Regions from separate parts of the Homo sapiens genome. Here region 1 is linked to region 2. Evidence: chromatin contacts called from ENCODE Hi-C data. All regions are on one chromosome and are shown on one strand. The core of a region is the stretch at or near the end of the contact, and the rest is flanking DNA. Distances in the headings are between cores, read along the strand shown. Region 1 overlaps LRFN2 (leucine rich repeat and fibronectin type III domain containing 2). Region 2 holds the start of LINC00951 (long intergenic non-protein coding RNA 951).

Evidence for each region. Hi-C counts contacts between places; a loop is a spot of excess contacts on that map.
Region 1: a loop to region 2 is called in a map of astrocyte of the cerebellum, with 6 times the contacts of the local background. The contact joins the enhancer-like site here to the promoter of LINC00951 in region 2. A Hi-C loop is called at or near these places in 2 of 168 maps with a recorded cell type or tissue (CD8-positive, alpha-beta T cell and astrocyte of the cerebellum).

The regions. Positions count from the first base shown.
Region 1 is chr6:40,421,790-40,428,522 of GRCh38, reverse strand. All of the region lies in intron 2 of LRFN2 (leucine rich repeat and fibronectin type III domain containing 2), which reads left to right. Among named protein-coding and RNA genes, the nearest start is that of TDRG1, 47 kb to the right of the region's middle. Within about 2 kb of position 2,807, at least 5 of the 41 ENCODE cell types and tissues checked have a DNase peak (open chromatin) inside an H3K27ac peak, as active enhancers do.
Region 2 is chr6:40,353,536-40,360,277 of GRCh38, reverse strand. LINC00951 (long intergenic non-protein coding RNA 951) reads left to right here and starts at 4,272. Exons shown (of 3, transcript NR_038887.1): 1 at 4,272-6,742. RefSeq lists a silencer at 154-448 and an enhancer at 1-524.

The sequences.
Region 1 (6,733 bases), core at 1,558-4,057, 70 kb before region 2:
TAATAAAGAATCTGGATTTTTAGAAAATGAATTGTCCTCATTAGAAAGCATGGACACCAGTGGGCACAGGCCTCTCTGCCCTGCTCATTTTAACAGGAAGGTATATAAAAGAAGGGAGGAGAGGTCTGTATCTGAAGATGAGTATTAAAGAGGAGCACATGCTGTACAGAGAAAGCTAAATGCAGCCATAGAGGGCTTTTTAGTCCATGTTTATGTCCAAGAAGAAAAAATGTTGATTGGGAAAGAGGTTACAATGAGAATAGATAAGAAGCAAAGACTTGCAACTTGCAACTTGCCTCCATCTTCCCCAGCAAGGAGAAAAGCAGCAGCAGCAACAGCAGCAATAATAGTACACACCTGCATTGATGGATTATTTGTGCTGGTCACTATTCTAAGGGTCCTATGTGCACTAACTCATTTAGTTCTCACAAACCCTTAGGAGGTAAAAACTATTATTTCACTTTAGATAGAAGAAACTTGCTCAAGGTGTTAAACAGGGGGTAAGTAGCAGAGATGGAATCTGAATGCAGGCAGCCTGTATGTTTGCCCAGAGCCTCAACCTAACAAGACCAATACTATGGAGAGGAATGCCAAAGCCCAACAGGCCTGCATCACAGTGCCGTCTATGAGTTCTGGGTCACCAGGCTCTGATGGGCCCCATGTAGGTGAGTAAGGACTAAAGGAGCAAGTAGATGAGGTTCTCAAGCCTATGGTGGTGATTCTGAGATAGCATGGACAGAGAGATGCCTAAGACAGGAAAGGGGTGAATATTCTGCTTTTCAGGGAATAAACTCTGTAATGCTTAGCATGCTAGGCTGGACATGGAGTCCCTATACAACTCTGGAAAGACTTTCTCAGTAGGTAGCTGTGAGCCCTTGGAAAAGAATGCTAACCTAACATGGGTTCACTAAGGGCAAATCCTGCCAAGTCATTGAACCATGTCTTCAGGAGATGCTGTGGACCAGTAGTTCTCAACCTTTTTGTCTGCCTCCTTGCCATTCATGAGGGCAGGTGCTTCTCAGGGACATGCCCCCTTGCATAGTGACTCTCGGCTGGACCAGCATCTCTGGAGTGACAGGTCCAGTTGGAAAAAGTCCTAGGAGTTTCTGCTGGCTGTGAGTCACTACCATAAACAGAGCACGTCACAGTCATACAGGACATTTGGCGAACTCTCATGCTGTCTTGGGACACAAGGGAGAAATGTAAACTGATGGAGTGAACTTGTAACTGGTCAAATAACCAGACTGATTAATAAATTGATGTAAATATGCCAGAAAGCCTTTGGCTTCTGCCTCAACATCTGTTCCATTTCTGTACTGCCAGTGTATTTTCTAATTAAGATTGATAACTACACAGAAAATAGGCTTGGCCAATTGTCATGTCAACAAAACTATCAATCAATTAATCATCTATCTTCACTTTGGTTCAAGGAATCAATTGCAATTGCACAAGTTCAAGGTAAGGAAAATCTGGCTCATCTGAAATTCTGTGTGCCTAGGTTCAGAGTTGTAGTTGATCTTGAGGATGTTATGGCCACAATGTGATGGAGCTGGTGAGAGACCCCTGTCATTTTTAGTTGCGCTAATGGAAGTATAGTGGTCAGATCATGAGAGGTTATGGTTCTGCTGAGTCATTCTAGCTGGTCAGAGCAGAGCTTTAATATGTTTAATCTGGGATGGCACAGTCTTGGGATTCATGTTTACAGGCTGCAGTGTATCCAGAGGAGGGCTGATGAGAATGAGGTTCTGGAAGCTCATGTGAAATGGGAGAAGTTTACCTTGGAGATTAGAGGACTTAGAAAAGAACTCATGGCTCCTTTAACTTATTCGAAGTATTTGTGGGTGGAAAAGAGGAAAAGACATACACGCACACATATAGACACATGCGTGCATGGAAGTAGGCATTGGCCCGTTACAAAAACAAAATTCCAACAGCAACAGCCTTACACATGTCTCTCATTGCTCTCCATCTGGCTCCGAAATGATTTGGCTTTGTATCTATCTTCCTCTCGCTAGCATGTGATATTCATGCATGCTCATCTCCATGTCCTCAGCCCTTGGTAAGTCCTGGTCCAAAGTAGCTATAGAGTCAACATTTGGTGAACTGGACAGACTGGAAATAAAGATCAAAGCTGCCCAACAGCAGATTAAAGTAAAAGCTGCCACAAAGTAGTGAGCTGCCCATACCAAAAGGGTTCAGTAGAACCTGGCTGACTCCATTCCAGGGATACGAAGCAGGCAGTCTGACTTTCAGGCAGGAGTGAAAACATTTAACTTAAATTATCCCAGCTCTCATCGTGTGTGGATCTACTTGAGACTTTCAGAATCCCATGATCAACATAATATGGCTTCCACTGTTGCTAAATTCACCTACTTTTACTAGTTGGGGGCACTGTGTCAGCTTGCCTCCTGGAGTTAAGGTGCATTTAAGCTCCAGGGCCTGGGGTCAGAGACAAAAATCTTGGCAGAGGCCCAGAGAACCCAACCAGACCTGGACATAGGCCATTGACAGGTCACCAGTGACCCACCTCGAGGTTTCACAGAAACCCCAAAGAGCTAAGAGCAATGTCTGAAAACATCAGGGTCTAGTCTACATACCAGGAAGGAGGAGCAGAGGCATGGATCACCCCAAATCATGGATAACTCAGACCAGATTTGAATTAGGCTGTATAAAACAGTGCTTTGCGCTTTTTTCAGCTAATAAGCTCCATCATTATTTAACAGTCCTGGCTGCACTCCCAAGCTGCTTGCTCTTCCTGAGTACACACAGCTGAGCCCTGCAGGCAGGCGCTGTGACACACTGGAGACAGACAGTCCACCAGCAGGGCCTGGCCTGTTTCCTTTGTGACTAGGGAGGGCTGACTATCATGTCCCTCAATGCCAGGGCCCAGCCTGTCAGGAAGGGGCTGGCACTAATGGTGACAGCAACAAAGGGGAGAGAAGTCAATGAGGGGTAGGGGAAGTTTGGGAGAGGGAAGTCAGAAAGGCAGCCTCCTCTGCCACCCTGGAGGGAGCAACAGTTCACCCCAGCTTGGCTTCATCCCTGGGGTGACATGGAAAGTTAAATGCCCTGCATGTCATTATCAGCCCAAGTGACATTCACAAACACTTGTCTCTAAGAGTTGTCAAGAACATCTGTCACCAGGCGTGATGTTGGAATGATCCCCAGGAGAGCCAGGGGAAGAGCAGGCATGCTCCTAAGGCAGTCAGCCGGGATGCAGCCATGCCTTGTGTTGCTTGTTATGCTGCCCCCATCCTTGTGTAGAAAAGTGAGGGGCTATAAGGAGAGAGACCCTGAAGATGGAGAGATGACAGCCACCCCAGCCCCTGTCGCGCCCTATCTGCAGGCTCCCTTTCCCATGCCATGTTCTTCCATGATTGTTAGACACATGTCCTGTCCTGGGAGACTGGACCACCCTACTGAGTTTTGCAGGGCTGGGGCAGGGGGCTGCATCTTTTACTGCTGCTCTGTCTCCTATCTGGGGAAAGGACAAGAGGGCAGATTCAGCAAGTTTTCACCCCATCAGGACCTTACCACTCCACACCTCAGTGGGGCTGTGGCCTACCCCATGAAAAGACAGCCATCTCTACTGTGGGGTGGAGAAAAATTTGCTAATGAAATCGACATCTCAGGATCTGGGGCCATGGGGAGAAGCTAGTGGGAAGTGGTGTTCTTAAAGGGAGAAGCTGTTAGGGACAGGTGTTCTCTAAAGGGAGTGGGGCATGCCAGGAACAGGACCTGTGAGAGAAGATTCTTTGACTCGGCTGTTTCCCAAGAGGGTCTGGATTCTCCTGGAAGGGTGGGTTGAGTCCCCACAGGCAGAGGAAGAGAATGGTATAGAGGAGGAAATAGGGGTGGACAGGGAGGAAAGGCAGCTCCTTGGTCAGAGCCCGGATCAAAATGAACCTGCCTTGGATTTTATATTTTCTAATTTTTTTTTCACGCTGTTGAAACATGACATCTACAAGAGGGGATGCAGAAGACAATAACGTTAAACCCATTTTATAGATAGTAAAACTAGTCTCAAACAGATTGCGTAGATTTTACAAAGTTATCCAAAGCAAAGACTAAGAAATGTAGTCTTCTACATCCAGCCCTTTCCACTGTGCTATGTACCTGCTGTGGGGCACATCTCGCTAAGGCCCCAAAGACTTTTTATTAAGGCTGGAGACTTGGGGTGGGGACACCAGCTGTAATTTCTCCTTCTGGGGAAGTATGGAGTAGCCTTCTGGAAGTCCACAGGGATTTTCTCTGTCAGCTTTAGTCGAGACTCAGTCTCATACTTCTAAGTTCCAGCAATGTTGGGGAAACAGGGGTGCCAGTGAGAAGCTTGGTTCCACTCCACCACCTGGGATCATCCAGGTAATCAATGGGCAAGATGAGGATTTCTGGTTTACATGTCACCAGGTAAGCCACTGTGAAGTGACAAAGTTGCTAGAGGCATCACAGAAAAAGATGACTCTGGAGTCAGAAGTCCAGGGTAGTGATTAGGATGAACAGAAAACTCAACTAGTATGACTTAAACTCATAAGGGTTTATAACATCTCATGTAAAAGAAGACCAGTGGAAGGGAATTTAGGACTGGTTTTCTGGGTAGCATGGTCATCAGGAGCCCAGTTCCTTCTGTCTTTCTGTCCTACCATCCTCAGCACACAGTTTCTGTCCTTAAGGTCACTTAAAAGCACAAAATTGTTGCTAGAGCACCAGTGATCCCATCGCCCTTTTATGCAATAGGAAAGATGGAAACAAGAAGGGCAAGAAAGCAAAGTGGGGAGTTTCTCAGAATCCCCATCCAATAACTTCTCCTTGCATTTCACTGGGCACACATTTCTGCAAAGGAAGCTAGGAAATGTAGGGTTATTTTTTCCAAGTTAGGCACAATGCACCCTCAGTGATGCAGAGAAGATAGGAAGGCAGGTAGCACATCCACACAACTCCATCATTTACTAGTCCTGGGACAATGGGAAAATCACTTTATTGCTCTCCATCTTTATTTTCTTATATGTAAAATGAGAACAGAGATTCCTTTCTGCATATTTCATAGGATTGTGGTGAGGACTGAAAGAGCTCATGTATTTGAAAGAGCGTTCTTCATAGTTAACAGCGGCATACTGGTTAGCTGAGAGTACTTATGATTACTAGGAGCCTGCCCACTTTTTCTTCTTGGTCCTGTCTTCTAGTCCCTATTCCCCAGCCTGCCTCTTCTGTCTCCATTTTTCAAAACCAACAGAGCTGTAAACTTGGAAAGTGATCTGATGAGGTTTTAAGGGATCAAGGTATAAGGTATAACCCCTTTCAGAAATATTTTCACTTCAATTGGGAGTTCTGAAAGACCCAAAGGAGTGAATCCCTGATGGTGGAGTTTGAAAACCCACAGGAGGTTTGTGCATAGGGGAGATGTTTTTCAGGGCACCTTCTAAGAGCATCTCAAATCATATTACTATCCCCACATCCTGCCTCTCTCACTGTCCTCAAGAAGGTGACACCACTGGGATTCAAAAAGCTTCAGAGCATCTGTTCAGAGGTGACTAATTTCTCCACATGTTATTCCCTTCTCAATTTCCAAAAGCTGTGGCTGGAGAGAGCTCCAAAGATAAAAAGTAATTAGCAAGAGTAAAGAGATTACAGTATCCAGTCTCCCTCTTTTCTGAAATGAAGCTTTTTCCCCCTCCAGTAAGAGATAACAAGAGAACCAGTCCAATTAATTGTACATACGTTTGGTTAGTTTGGAGATGGGAGTGAGGATATCGTTTATTCCATACCAGGAAAACACCAAAAAGGGCTTACAGAGGGATGGGGTTAGGCCTGGAAGAGTGCCTGGGACTTGGGGACAATGCTGTAGTGGTGGCCATCAAAACAACACCAAACACTTATCTCACAACTGAACTTTCCCAGGCGTGTGCGTATTCACAGAACCCAGCTCTATTCAGCCTCATTAACAGCCCAGGTCAGACCAGGAGTGGGGAAGGTATGGAACTCAGGCATTCTGACCCCGAGTCCAGGGCTTCCTACCACCCATGTTTCCCAACCCTGACTGTGTTTTGGAACCCCTTGAGTAGTGGCATCCCCCCACCAAAAAAGGGATTCTGAGTCAGCTTGGGTTGGTGCCTGGATATTCTCGTTTTTAAGGCTCTCCCAGTGATTTTGACATGCATTCAGCATCATGCCCAGTGAAATCAGGGGTTTGGACAGCACTGGTAGACAGAGTTTCTGTAAATCCACAGCTAGGGAATTGGTCTCCAAACTGCTAGTGAGGGAAGAAGCCAGAAGGCCTGGGTTCAATCCCAGCTCTACCATGCACTACTCATCTCTTTGAGATTTGCTTCATCTAACATTGGAAGAAAAAATCTTTTCTCTATGGGGTTATCTCCAAAGAGATAACATATGTGGAAACACTTTGGAAACAAAACACCATGTGCATTTCAGCTCACTGGAGCCATTTTTTTTACCCCTCAGCTGAGTCTGAGTGATTACTATAAGAAAGATGGAATCAGGGGCTCCAGACATGGGCTCTTGAGATCTCCCTTCTCTTTACTTGTCTGAACCTCAGGCTCCTCACCTGCTAAATGGAGATAATGATAACTCACCAGGTTGTTGTAACATTGGAAAGAGATGACAAAGCGTGAAAGAAGAACATCTTCATAAAGTGTGAAGTGCTTCTAGTAGCAGAAATCTGACTTTTCCAAATTTGGGGGTTATTTCCGTCATTCTGAAAACCAAAAATAAAATTCTA
Region 2 (6,742 bases), core at 3,023-5,522:
TCTCTCTCCTGAATTACTTTAATAGCCTTTTAGATGACTTTTCTGCTTCCTTCTGGCCCCACTCCCCTATCCCAATCTATTTTCAATAGCAGTCAGATGGATCCTGTTGAATTATAAATTAGATAATACCACCCTGCATCAAGCTCCACATTGATGCCCCATCTCACTCAGAGTAAAAGCCAAAGTCCTAATCACAGCCTACACGGTCCATGTGACCTGCTGCCTCTCCTGCCCATCTCCAATTTCATCCTCAACTGCATTCCTTGCCACCTGCAGTCCTGCTCACAGGCTCCTGGCTTTCCCTCACACCTGCCAGGAACACGCCCTCATCTCTTAGAGAGTGATGGCAATTTCCATTCCAGGAATGCCTCAGGTATTTGGAGAGGTCACTTTTTTTTTTTTACCTTCTCTTCAGATGTCATTACCTATTCAAAGAGGTCCTGCCTGTCCACCTTTATCAAAAAGCATTCCTATCCTTTTACCTTCCTGAATTTTTCACAATGGTACTTATTACCCACATATTATATATGATATTACTTGTTTATATTGTTACTGCCTTGCCTGACAGTAGTTTTGTCTGTTTTTTCATTGCTGTATACCCAGTGTCTAGAAGGGGCCTAGCACAGAATCAGTGCTCAAGAAATATTTGTTACATGAATGAATAAGTGAATAGGTGTGATTGTGTTTTTACAGGGATACGGGACAATGTGACAATAAGCCAGGGCTTGACTCCTTCCTTCTGGAGGGAGGAGAAGGACTTGATAGGGCTTTACCATTTTACTGTGTTCTGTTCCAGGTAAGATGAAGTAAACACATGGCAGCCTCTCTCTCCCACTGACGATACAACCTTGATAGAGGGCATGGTGGAGCTAATTGAATGATCCGAACAGTAAATACCAGCAAGTAGATGGGTGAAAACAGCCAGGATTCCAAGTACCACAAAACTGGTGTTGAGTTGTGCACACTTTTTCCTCTGGAATCTCTTGAGCAGAACTCAGCATGACCTGAAACCCAGGAGTGAGCCGCACAGTGCCGACAATGAGATGCAGAAGAAAACCTCTGGTTCTGGCTGAAGCAGTGGACAAGGAGACTCTTGAAACTCAGAGCCTGGGGGCACCCCTGATAGTGTTCTTTACTTTCTCTCCCTTCTCACATTCCAGCCACCAGAGAATGCAAGAGAGGAGTAGCAGTGGCAGTAAATGTGGCATCAACAACAACAACAAAAAGCAGGGACTAGGACTCTGAGGAAGGGAAGCCTATATTCTGGCCTCAGGGTGCTCTTTCTTCCTGCCTAGGGGTCATATACCACCTGTGGGCACCTCAGGACTCCTGACAACCTCACTTTTACCTGTTGCCTTTTTAGCCCAGGATCAGTAGGTATGGGGGTGCACATGCTCTTGAGGACACAGCAGCTGTCACATCAGGGAACCCGACTCCAGAACCCTCTGTAAATATCCCATGGCTTGGCCCTGCCCATCACCCCACCCAGGCCTCCTCAAATGAGGAGCTAAAGCTGGCCCATGGGGCCAAAGTGCAGAGGGTAGGGATAATGAGCCACTGGCCTTCTAGAACCTGGCATGGTCCCTGAGTCAGCCATGACACAGGCAGGGGAGGAGGGTGGGGCTGGGATAAAGCTGGATCTCAAGGGAGTTAGATTTGTTCAGCCTAGGGGAGGGGAGCAGAGGAGATGCTCTAAGATGTGGCTTTACCAAATGTTTCAAGGACACGGATGGACCAAGCAATGGCACCTGTGATGAAAGATTGAAGCCCAGGAGGTGGGGCTCCTGCTAATCTCACTTGACTATTGTAAGGCTCCACAAAAAGCAAGGTTCTTAGCAATGTAGATGGGGCTTTATGGGTAGGAAAGGGAGAAACTGGTATTTCTTTACGCAACTTCTGCTAAGCACCTCATATGTGCTATGATAACTAATCCTCACTAAGCCCATGACACAAAGATTCATGTTTTAGATGAACAAGCTAAGATATAAAAAAGTTAAACAAGAGACATCCAAGGTCACAGTCCTAGTAAGGGACAGGGCTGAGTAAGCCTTCAGTAAATATATTCTCCTACCCCAGTATAAAACCCAGAAAAGTCTTTAATGTCCCAAGTCACGGATCCTAACACATGGGCCATGAACTTTAGAACACAGAGCCCAGCAGCAATGTGAGGGAGACGTAGAAATCAAAACAACTCACATTTAGTAACTTGCTGAATGCTAGACAGTCTTCCCCATGTTGTGAGAAATGAAAGAACATAGCCCCATGACTTTGAGGTCTTTACAAGCCTCCCTGAAGAACTAGCTTCTCGAGCTGACAGACAGGCATGTTTTCACAAATTTACCAGGTACCTGTGACTCTGAGGAACACACCGCCTGGGCAAGGATGGATTGGCCAGAAAATCACTCAGTCCAAGGTAGTTCTTACAGCCAGAAGAATTCACGGGTGCTCTTAGTGGTTCTCAGACCTGCTTGTCTCATTTATTGAAGCTCAACTAATGCCTTGAAGGGGAAGAAATTAGCTTTCCATCCAGTTAGGAATGACTGTTGTGGCCTGGCGCAGTGGCTCACGCCTGTAATCCCAGCACTTTGGGAGGATGAGGCGGGAGGATCACGAGGTCAGGAGTTCAAGACCAGCCTGGCCAATATGGTGAAACCCCATCTCACTAAAAATACAAAAATTAGCTGGGCGTGGTGGCACGCGCCTGTCATCCCAGCTACTCAGGAGTCTGAGGGAGAAGAATCGCCTGAACCCGGAGGCGGAGGTTGCAGTTAGCAGAGATTGCGCCACTGCACTCCAGCCTGGGCAACAAAGCGAGACACCTTCAAAAAAAAAAAAAAGAATGACTGTTTTTTCTGAGGACCAAGGAGGCCTGAGGGAGCAAACTCCTTTGGAGTTTCGGGGATGTGGTTGTGTGAGCTTGTGGGGGAGGGCAAACAGTGTGGGCTATAGGGTGGTGGCCTGGGAAGAACAAGAAGGTCCTTCAGCAGCCTAGATAGGGGGAAGCTGCTTGTCTCTTCGTGAGTGAGGAAGGTGGGGTTTTATTCTATGACCTTAATTTGTAAAATTCCTTAATTTGTAAAATGGCATTGGAGAAATATCTAGCTCAGGGGATGGTATACTGATAAACTGTGAAGTGCTAAAGTAATTAAATGCATAACACAGACTTGGAGAAGTGGAAGTGCTAACGGCCTCCATTATATTAATTATATGCATCACTGAGCACATTGTAATCAATGGCAGCATATTAATGATAACATTGGGCATATTGGGTTCTAGAATCACTGAACTGGCACAGCAAGTATTTCAGAGGCCATCCAGCCTGGTCTTCCTTATCTGAGGTTAGAATTCTCTGTGAGATATTTGTGCTAAGGAGTACCAATATTTTCCTCAGTAATACTGGGCATGTTGAATATCAGAGTTCATCCAGGGCCTGGGAGAGTGGGAAATCCTGCCTGTCCCCCATGAGTCTTCCCCAGGTTGACCAGATCCACTCTTGCCCTCCTAGATCCCTGAGAACCGACAGATTTGGCATCCAGAGTGGGCTGTGGTCATCATTTGAAAGGAAAAACCAGCTATGAGTCAGGGCTTAGACTGGAGAAAATTTCTAAGGAGGTGGGGCCAGCTGCTTACTTCCCCCAGGCCCAGCAGGAAATTGAGCCTCACTGTCCCAAATGTGAACTGAAAGGCATCCAAGAGCCCTTGATATAACTTCAGACATAAACGACATAAGCACAGGGTCCCAATTCCCTGGGAGTCACCTCCCCACCCACATGAAGATGGCACTGCTGCCACAGTCATCTGTGACCCAAGAGTCATCCTTTCCACTATTCTTGGTACAATTACCAATAAACCACAGCAGGGAAACCATACCCCATAGCTCTCCCCAGCCTTGCCCAGTGTGCCAGTGGTGAAGAAGCCATTCCTTAGTGTTCTAGAACCCCCTCTGCAAAACATAATTATGCATAAGAAGATGGTCCCCACTCCCAGCAAATCACAGCTCTGCTCTAGGGAGCCTGCAGGGTAACAGGAGGCCATCGCTCCTCTAGGGGAGATGGGAGTCCCTCCCTTTTATTCTCATCCCGCTTCTCTCTCAGGTACAGTCCACCTGGTTGTAGTGGAAAGTAACAATAAACTCTTGTCTTAATCCACTTCACCCCCAAGTACAACTTCAAGCAGTAAGAAATACAATATAAAACCTTCATTCAAGAACCCTGTTCTCCCCACCCTGATGCAAGGGTGGCTCTGTTGGAACAAGAGTGGCTGCCCAGGCCCTTTGAACCATGGGAGAAGATGTTCTGGGGTCAACTTCAAGACAGGGCTGGCAGTACTGGGACACTTGGCTGAGAAACAGGGGGCCTGCCCAGGTAAAGAGCTTCCCCCCATGGACGTAAATGGAGGGTCACAGCTGAGCTTCAGGAAGGGAAGGAAAGGAAAAGAAGGAGCAAGGAGTATGGGGGCACACTTTCTCCTCATACTGGGATTCCAGCTCACATCCCAGTCCTTCCCAGTGAGCAGTCATGAGAACCTCACCCTGAGAAAGGAGGCAGCGATGGGGCTTTTCTCTAGGTGCCCTAGCTCTCCCTCTCCACTGAAGTTGGAGACTAGACACTGGTGGTGGAGGGGCAGAAACTTAGGCCCCAGGTCCTATGAGCAGATCCCTCTACAGGTACCTGGGGCTCAGATGGTATAAGACAGGAAGGAGGGAGCCTGGGTAGGGTCAGGTGGTGGCTCCCCACAATTAGAAAACATGGCTTTTCTGCATGCATTTCTTTGGATGGGTGAGGTGGTCTCCTGCCCTGTATTCTTGCTTGACCAATAATCACAGGCTTTGATTCTTGTGAAAGAACAAGAAAGTCAGGAGACATCTGGAACAAAGGCAGCAGCAGGAAGAGCAACACAGATGCAATATAGTGTCAGGTATAGCCCGGCTTACTGTCCCCAACTAGGCAGCAAGATCAATCAGCCTCCCTCACAGAAACCAGCAGAATGGGGCATTGTGATTTTGATGATTTTTTTATTGTATTGAGAACACTTCACTTGAGATCTCCTCCCTTAACAAGTTTTTAAGTGTACAATAAGCTATTGTTAACTACAACAATGTACAACAACATTGTACAGCAGATTTCTAGAATGTATTCACCTTGCATGACTGAAACTGTGTACCTATTGAATAACAACTCTCCATCTCCCCCTCCTCCCAGTCCCTGGCAACCACCATTCCACTCTCTGCTTCTGGGAGTTTGACTATTTTAGATACTCCATATAAGTGAAATCCAGCAATCCTACTCCTGGGTATTCATCCAAAAGAATTAAAATCAGGTTCTCAGACATGCACTTCCATGTTGATTGCATTATCCACAACAGCCAAGATGTGGAGGCAACCTTGGTGTTCATTAACGAAGGAGCGGTTAAAGAAAAGTGGAATATACATGTAACGGAGTAGAATTCAGCCTTAGCAAAGAAGGAAATCCTGCCATATGCAACAACATGGGAAGTGGTGAGGGCTTTCACTAGAGGTAGGGGTGGAGAAGGAAGCTTCTTAGGGTAGTTTAAGGAGGTAGGAAGCAACATCACAGTTTGGCCACATCTCCTTCCTGTAGGAAATACAAAATCCAAAGAGACACAAAGAGAAGAGAGAAAGAAAATATAGCAAACATTCTAATGCCATCTTTGCTACTGGACTTGTACACGTTTTACTGCCATTTCTCATTTCACCCTCAGAATAACCTCTGAAGAGGTCATTGTAGTTCCCATTTTACAGACAAGGTCTCTGGGCTGGTAGAAGGCCTGGGTAGGATGGTTATTCATGAGCTGAGAAGGAGAATCTCAGACCACCACAGTGGGTGCTCTCAGGACCATTCCAAGGCTTTCTGGCTAAGAGTCCAGGGGAACATCACCTGGGGCTAGGGAAGAGCTTTTGGAACCAAGAGCTCCAAAGGCTGGGATTGCCCAAGAGGACAAGGGGGAGGGGCATGTTGGGCACCTTGCAGTGTGGTGATTCCAGAGGCATGCACCCTGGCTTGCCAAATGTCTCAGAGGGCTTGGGCTCCACAGGCCCTCTGCTATGGAGAGCTTTTCTCAGCCCTTTCCACCTACTACATGATTCTAGGAATCTTCTTCTGTGGAAGGAGGAGCTTTGGGAATCTGCTGGGCTGCAGAGGTAGTCCCCATCCAGCTCTATGCCACTAGTGACAGCTCCAGAGTTTTGCTCTCACCAACACCCACATGCTTCTGCTCTATAAAGATATCATATTTACATATTGACCTTCTTGCCCCTCCTACTGTATGAACCACACTCACAAATGCACACACGAAGGCTTTGAGCAGCATTGAAATTGATCAAGCCTGAGTATCATAGAACAAGTGTCCTATCTGCTAGAGTTTGGCTGTACCTTGACCTCAGATATCTGCCATTCAGAATGGAATGCCCAGCTCTGGGCAGGCACTGGATCAGAACAACCATAAGCTTAGGCATCTGCTTCTCCCTCTTTCTCCACCTCCATGTCAAGGGCACCCCCTCACTACAAACTGGGCCTGGGGTGGTGGTATAAGGCATGGGGCAGGGAACTGGGAAGCTCCCTCCACCCCATCTGATTTCAGACCTGCCTCCTCAGTGCCCCATGTGTGACCCAGCTATATTTAGCAAGCTCAATTCAGTAACTAGAGCAACTGGTCTAGCGCCCTCCCCTTCCAAGGACTCTGAAGGGGCCAGTTTCTCACACCTTTTAATCATCTTCCATTT